2 separate regions of the Homo sapiens genome follow, and region 2 is linked to region 1. A link is a loop called in an ENCODE intact Hi-C map of the cell type or tissue named here. Cell type or tissue: gastrocnemius medialis. All regions are shown on one strand.

Region 1 (4,000 bases):
GGTTGTTCCAAGGCTAGGGTTCTTCCAGGGAGTGAGATTTTTTTTGAAGACTAGCAGGTGATATGCTTGAAAAGGAAGAAAAGAGCCATAAATAAAAACACACACACACAATTCTAGCAGACTCTGGTTTCCCATGAACGCAATCAACAGAATAGATTTTGTAGTTTTTTTGTAGCTCAACATACTTACAGTTGCCAAACCATACTGTTAATATTTTACCAGATGAGTATCTTTTTATGATCTGTGTTCAATATAATTGATAGCACTACTAAGTATACTGAACACTTACAACGCCAAAATAAAAAATAATTTATTCTAACACTATCACAACAACAAACATCATTAACATCACACCAACCATATCACTTTTCACTGTTTCATTCATCTCTAGCCATTCCACTGCCCCAGCTCACCAGAGGAGTCAAGCTTAGAGTGTGGCCCAAGCTGTTGAAAGAGGGTGACCAGGATGCTGGAGCTCACGGTCATCAAAGGCCTGTCTGCATAAGCCCCTCATTTAAAAGAGAGAAATGTGGGCTAGGCATTCCCTGGAATCCCATGACATTGACAGTCTTGGAAGAATGAAAGAGTTTAAGCCTTTCTAGTCTAATGTCTAATTTGAGAGGACAGCCGACTTCTCAGAACGGAAGCCAGAGAATATTTATGACTAATCTAGTCTCCCCTTTCCTTCTGTAATGCTCTGCAGTTCTAAGAAGGCAAAGGACATTTCAAGAAGGAGAAACAACCTGTGCAAAGGCTCAGAGAAAAAAAAAGGTGGAACGAGGCCACATTTGAAGGATGATGAGGGGTCTCAAGAGGCTGGTGGGACCTGGATGGATTTTGACCAAGAAAGGGAGGTGAGTTTACTCCATTTGTATGTATCCTTGAGGTACATTAGCTACTTCAGGGCCAGAAATAGATGTTCTGGACTATGTCTTGATTAAATTAATAGAATTCACGTGATAGGATCCTCTCTATCTCATTTTATATAGTAGCTATGAGCAGTGTCCCAATTCTATTTTACACTTAATAAATTGGGAGCACACTAATACCAACGAGTGAAGACCTTTCCTTAGAAGGCTCCAGTCCTTGGAAAAGTTGATGTCTCCTCGAAGCCCTAAAACTTCTGAAGTCCTGTGATTAAAGTGGTAAATAATAGGTCATTTTTTAGGCAGAACAACCAAGGCATACTGTTATGGACTGAATTGTGTCTCCCCCACAACCCTCCCAAAATTCATGTGTTGAAGTCATAAGCCTCAGTATCTCAGAATGTGACCTTATTTGGAGATAAGTTCTTTAAAGAGGTAATTAAGTTAACGCGAGGTAATTAGGATGGAGCCCTAACCCAAGAGGACAGATGTCCTTATAAGAAGAGGAGAGGAGGAACAGCCACACACAGAGGGAAGACCACGCGAGGACACAGGGAGAAGATGCCACCTACAAGCCAAGGAGAGAGGCCCCGGGAGAAACCAAGCCTGTGGACACCTGGATCTCGGGCTTCAGCCTCCAAAACCATGAGAAAGTACATTTCTGTTGCTGAAGCCCCCCCAGGCTGTGGTGCTTTGTTAGGGCAAAAATCCCGAGCAGACAAATATGTACACCAGTCCCAGCGCCCAGCCTCATACGGGCCTATGTTAAGTCAACTCTCATGTGCCAGATTCTGCTTCCTCCAGCTTTAGGTACAAAGGAGGGCAATGAGCCGCCCTTTTACCTATGTTCTCTCAACACGGATCATCAAAAGGGGGCAGAAGGAAGTGGGAAGGAGGCCTGAGAAGTTGCCAAGGTAGATAAGAAGTCCTCAGAGGGTACCGCAGGACATTCTGGGGCTCAGGGTTGGGAGGACTTTGTGGAGATTGTGCTTCAGTCCTGCCCCACAGGACTGTCATGAGCACTGGTGGGTTTGAAGGGAATGTGGACAGAAGGAAGAGGCACTCACTCCCTGGAAGGGCCATCCTTCATGTTTAAAATAGCCTCAGTCAACCCTGCCAGATGACAGTGAGTCACAGGATGGTGGATTTCTTACCTGCCCCTTGGCCAGAGCCACCATCGTTGCGGCCAGCAGCGTGGCCCGGCTCCCTTTGTCCAAAACAAACACTAATGCAGGCAGGCAGCCCTGTGGGTGAGAAGGCTCAGGAGGGTGAAGGCTTGTTTTGGAGGTCATCCCATTTAATCCTTCCCTTCTGCCTTTCTCTTTGTTTCTCACTGAAGCCCAGAAAGCTTGCCTGGTCGTGATTTTTTATTATTAGTAGTATTAATACTAGTGTCTTGCCTTTCGGTTTGGATGGCCTGCAGAACTCATGCCCAGCAGTGCACGGCCACTAAGCCCACTGAGGCAGGGGGCTTAACTGGGCTAGGGGGCTTCTAGCTCCCAGCCTCTGTGGGCTATTTTTGCGGGTTTTCTCGCTCTCTCCCAGCAAGCCTCGTGTCTGTGGGATGTACCCAGTCTTTCCCGTGCGCGCATTTGAAAGGAGCAGATGAAAGCTGCTCCTCTGAGCCCGCCTAATTGGAGAGAATTGCAGTTTAGAGGTAAGGGTTGGGCCTAATAAGCAAGCAGGGGAGGGTGCATAGAGGAGGGGGCGGGCTAGGAGGAGAAGAGCTTTTTATGAAAATGTGGGCCTCCCCACTGTCATTCCCCTTCAGCTGCTGCCTCGCAGATGGACCCTTTAATTGAATTTTCCTACAGGCCTGGGGGAGGGAGTCATTTCAGGTCCAGAGAGCAATTGAAGTGAATCCGAGGGCTTTGGTTTCTTTTCATCAGGAGCTGAGGGCCAGGTGGGGTGGGTGTCAGTCTTGGTATTTTCATCTTGTGCCTGCTATCTTTGTCTACCTTGCCATTCTTCTCATTTTCCCCCTTTTAAAAATCCACACTCAGGATTATGTTGCTACATCCTGGACTTAGTCATCGCAGAAGCTTGGAGGAAGATGAATTAGAAAGATAGGGTTTTGTTTGATTCCATTGGTTCAACCTTTTACTGAGCACCTGCTGTTTGCCTAGGCCTATGTTCAGCTCTGATGAAGACAGTGGGAAGTTCAATGCATGCCTTCTGAGAATTTCTGCCTAATCAGAAAGAATGCCCTTAAAAATAAAAGAAAAAAGCAAAACAAAACAAACAGCCAATAAACAAAACCAGCCGAAAGACCACAGAATGAGGCATGACATTCTAAACGGAATATGACCAAGCACTAAAATGTACGGGTAAGGCAACCAGAACAAGTCCCTTGAGGGTCAGAGGCATGTGGGCCACTTATTTTGGACAATAGACTGTAAATGGCCTGATATCAAAAAATGTACCTATAGAATGCTCAACACCTCTCTCTGCCCCGGGAAAAGCAAGAAAGCAGGGTAAGAAAAGGAAAATAGGGTCCAGTTCTCCACCTTCTGTGAAAATAGCAAGGGTGTGCCTGTATCCAGGATTCTGCTGAGAGTCCTGTAGGTTCGAGTATGATCCCAGGAACGCTGTGAAGAAACCTGAACATCCACCTGTCTGTATCTTCAACCATCTTAATTGAGCTTCACGAGATGGAAAATGTGGTCATGTAGAGGGGAAGAAAATCTCTTACCACAAAACCATGCATTGGTTCGTTCATTCATCAATGTTTAAGTGTCTACCATATTTCTGAGTCTCTGTTCAAGACTGGAGATACAAAGTCAAATATCACATGGTTTCTGAGGTTAAAGGAGGGTAGCACCATGTGGGCATAACTTAATTCTTTTGTTAGTATTTTATAGCAAGAAAACTTAGTTGAAATCTGGGCACAGAGTACTTAATGGATATAGTAGGTGAGGGAAGAACACGAACTGCCTCTGTATAATAGATATCCCTAAATACAAAACATTCTAAGCAAAGCAGGAAGCCTGTGAGTTCTTTATTGTGGCCCTCAGTGGCAGCCACGTGAGGCTTGGCATAGCAGTCGTCCTCTGGTGCTCAGGGGACAGTAACTGAAGCTACTAGGGAGGATGGGGTGACCAGGAGAGGTGAAACCAGAACTGTGCTACAAAAGA
Region 2 (4,000 bases), 99 kb before region 1:
AGTTCTATGAATAAATCTAATCTAGAAGGCGAAAAAAAACTAGAGCAAGGCTAAAGCTTAAAATGGGTAAGAAAGCTGTGGCAGTCATTCATTTATCCAGGATAGGAAGATGCCTGGGTCATTTTTGTGGTTTGTGTATTTGTCTGGATTCAGACACGATTGTGCGGTGGCCTTTTTCTTGTCCTGACCCTTCGTGGCCTCAGAGTGGCCTTATCTGATGTTAGAGTTCTGTGAAATTGTTTGTGTTCAGCAGGAGAACACATGGGCTAGCTGTGAGGGCCAGGCCTGCTCCTAATGTCAAAGGCTGCTTTTCTCTTCCTAACCTTTCAACCCCAACACTGTGTGTATTCGTCTACTTGGGCTACCATAACAAAATGCCACAGACGGGGAGGCTTAAACAACAGACATTGATTTTCTCACAGTTCTGGGGGCTGTAAGTCCAAGATCAAGGCATTGCAGATTTGATTTGTCCTGAGGCCTCTTTCCTTGGTTTGCAGATGGCCGCCTTCTCTCTGTGTCTTCCAGTGATCTTTCTTCTGTGTACATGGAGGAAGAGAGAGATCTCGGCTTTCTCTTTCTCTTTTTATAAGAACACCTGTCATATGGATTTAGGCTGCACCCTTATGACCTAATTTAACCTTAATTACCTCTCTAACATCTGTATCTCCAAATACAGGGGGTTAACACTTCAACATATGAATTTTGGCACAATTCAGTTCCCAGTACTGTGCATCGGTCCAAGATTTCTGGAGAGATCTTTCACAGAAGGTTAAAAAGAATGCACGTGTTGATGGTGGTATTACCTTCCATAGTAAAACTTAGAAATAGGCAAATATTTCACAAAGCAGAAAGGAAAAAGCAGGTGAAGGCTCAGCGAACAAATGGGCTTAGGGGTACTCAAATGGTAGTAGGGTGGTGGGTTAATTGGTAACTGTTTTTAATTATTCATTTTTTATGTTGCTATAATACTGCTTTTGCGGCAATAATCATGCAAATACCTATGGGAAAGTTGATAAAGAGACTTAAACTTTTTCTCCCTTTGGAGTAAGTGAAAGCTAGCAAGTGCTCTGTCAGCATGTTTTAGTGTACTTCTGTGGGAAACAATCAGAAGGGGGACCAACAGGGCACTGAAAGTGGGGAGGGACCCCATTGCAGCAGGAGCATCAGCAAAAGCCCAGAAAAGGACAGCTTGGGAAAAACCTGTCCAACACCCCACTTTCCTGATTTAGCCTACTGTGGGCTCTGCTGTATAGCCTGTGATGACCCAAATCATTTTCCAGATTCTGCCTTCAGAACTGAGCTGAGTCCTTGTGTGATGCTGCTGCAGTGCCCCCAAACAGATGGGAAGGAAGCATAATTGAAGAAATAATCCTCTATGCTGGCCCCACTCCCCGCCCCCGATGGAACTCTCACTCCATTAGAGCAAACATTCCCAGAGGTATAAGATGATGAATAAGAGATTCTTTTGTCTGGTTTTGTTACTGCCCTCATAACTATTCTTTTAGTTTTTTTTTTTTTTTTTTTTAACCTGGAAGAATTGCCCTCAACTTATGTAATAGGTGCAATAGACCCTTGATTTAGATTGTAGGTCTTGAAGTGCTCAGGAGCCCTAAGCATGTGGCCCATACCCATTTTAGGACAGATTGTTACGGCGGAGAGCATGCTGTAAACTTCATTGGCAAAGCGGAGTCCAGCGCTACTATCTGGGCCAAATCTATTTATAGGATCAAGTCTCCAATCTCTCAAAACAACCAATTTCCCCTAATCTTTATGGTGAGCCTAAGTGCCGGCACAAGCCCCATAACCCCGAACCACTCAGACCTCCCCACAATGCTGTCCTCCCACCCCACTCTGTCACGCGGGGTCCTCTGGAGGTTAAAAGAATTTATTTTGAAATGAAATGGCAACTGGAAAAAGCTTTTATTTTCATATGGGAAAAACCTCATGAAACATTTTTCTCTTGATTAGTGTTCATAACAGCAGCCTGGAATGCTTTCTGCAACCAATTTGTAGATGTTCTTATAAAACAGATCTCTCTTCTTGATGTGATTTTTTTATCCCCCTGCACATTTGTTCTGCTTAAACCTTTCAGCACATTTGTTAACTTGAGTGACATCTAAAAAAATCACCACCCCATTAATGCGGACTCATCCAGTCCATGGGCTGTGCATCGCTCCTTTAATTGGGATGGCTTGGTTCCCTCCCAGATGTTCCCTCTCAGCAGATACCATTGTGTTTTGAAACTTTGGATAATTATAGCTCTGTAAACGTAGAGGAGATTTGTTGGCTCCAGCCAGCTCCTGCTCCTAATGTAACAGCTTCATTGTTCAGTAATCGCCCTATTCACAAAGCAAAGGGATCCGTGTCAGCAAAGACATCTATTCAAAGCACCTTCCCTGTGCTGGATAAACAGTGGCAGAAGCAGTCTACTGAGCGACAAAAACACTCACAGGGGACTAGGCCACAAGTTTGACCAGGGCTGCTTTTCGCTTCTCAAATGGGACCATTCTTCAGAAATGTCTTCACCTTTTCTTTTGCAACCAATCAGCCTGCAGGCAGAGTCTTTTGCTTTGCTGGTGAAATCCCCGCTAAATGCTAAAAAAAAAAATTTGTGGGAAAATTTTGTGGGAAACTCTCTGCAGCGTAGAAATGAGGCAAAGGGGCCGAGATGAGATGCCAACCAGTGGGGAGTGGTCCACACATGCTGTCACCAAGGAGGACAGGGGAAAGATAAATGTCCCTAAGCTGTCTTCTAGGAAAGATCCAGAACAATTTCTGGGAGTGCTGTGGGAGAGAGTCAACAGTGGCCACACAATGTAGGAAGAGGTAGAGAGGTTCTTTGATTCTTTTGAGAATGTTCGCTGGAGTTTAGACCCTGAGTTTTCTAGCCAGTGGGAGCCCAGTGAATATGAGAGCCCAGATTTCTCTGGCTCTTGCGTACACCCGCTAATGCAGGAGCACGCACTCTCGGAAAATTCCTCCGTCCTGTGCTGGTGTTTCTGAAACTCCCTGGGAAATCTACTTAGAGGGTAAAGAGCTTGAGCCAAGCATAACTGACTTGCACTTAGATTCACGGCGGACCTAAGAGCCTAGCGCTACCCTGTCATCATACTGAAGGCTCTCAGCAAACCACGCAGTCTACACATGCCACTTTGCGACTTCCTCATTTCTCCTAGATCTGGTCCTGACCCTGCGGGCATCAGGAGGGCAAGCCAGGATCTTGGGAGGGGGCAGAGATGAACAAGAGAAAAAGCAGGGAGATTTTAAAAATAATTGCCATAAGTGGTGTAAGTATAGAATATCCCGTGTGTGTATACCTATATAAATATATATTATATAGGTATACATAAATCATATGTGTATGTATATATACCTATATAATATATATTTACATGTGTATATGCATGCATATATGTATTAAAGGGATGACAGCTTTGGCATAAAGGTTGTTTAGAGGTGAGAATATTTAAAATCTTATCTGAACTTTCCTTATCTGACTAACACAGAGTCTTTCAAAAATACAGGCTGCTATTAACCCTGCTCTGAGGGGCTTTCCTGCGAATTCCAGGAAGTGGACAAATTGTCCCTTCCCATTGGCACAAAGAAAAACGCACTGCACCTTACACATTTTCCCATCGAATCCCTAAATTCCTGCTGCTCCCTTTTTTGTTATATTGGTACAATTCGAGCATCCTTAATCCAAAATCCAAACTGCTCTAAAACTCAGAAAGTTTTTGAGCACTGAGAGGATGCCACAAGTGGAAAATTCCAGACACATATACGAAAGGACACAAACTTTGTTTATGTGCAAAATTCTCTTTAAAACTGTATGAAGTTATCATCAGTCTATGGGTATAAGTTGCATGGAAAACATAAATGAATTTTGTGTTTAGACATAGGGCCTGAGATTCCCAAGATCTCATTACGCGTATGCAAACATTCCAAAATCTGAAAAAATCCAAAATCTGAAACACTTCTAAGTCCCAAGCATTTCAAATAA

What was found. Peaks named below come from ENCODE experiments on the same cell type or tissue, not always from the same donor. Only the 100,000 strongest peaks of a DNase experiment are listed, where the experiment ranks them.
Region 2: it touches region 1 in a loop (2.2-fold over the local background); 1 of 110 quality-filtered maps calls a loop at or near these places.

What each region holds. Positions count from the first base shown.
Region 1 is chr6:14,538,440-14,542,439 of GRCh38, forward strand. No RefSeq gene overlaps it. Among named protein-coding and RNA genes, the nearest start is that of LINC01108, 250 kb to the left of the region's middle. RefSeq lists an enhancer at 1,715-2,285. In gastrocnemius medialis, no CTCF peak of the experiment used is centred here; a DNase peak (open chromatin) is centred at 2,032; H3K27ac peaks cover 2,224 bases.
Region 2 is chr6:14,439,348-14,443,347 of GRCh38, forward strand. All of the region lies in intron 2 of LOC105374942 (a long non-coding RNA gene), which reads right to left. All of the region lies in intron 1 of LOC101928331 (a long non-coding RNA gene), which reads left to right. Among named protein-coding and RNA genes, the nearest start is that of LINC01108, 160 kb to the left of the region's middle. RefSeq lists an enhancer at 2,069-2,767. In gastrocnemius medialis, no CTCF peak of the experiment used is centred here; DNase peaks (open chromatin) are centred at 1,761 and 2,264; H3K4me3 peaks cover 462 bases; H3K27ac peaks cover 1,738 bases.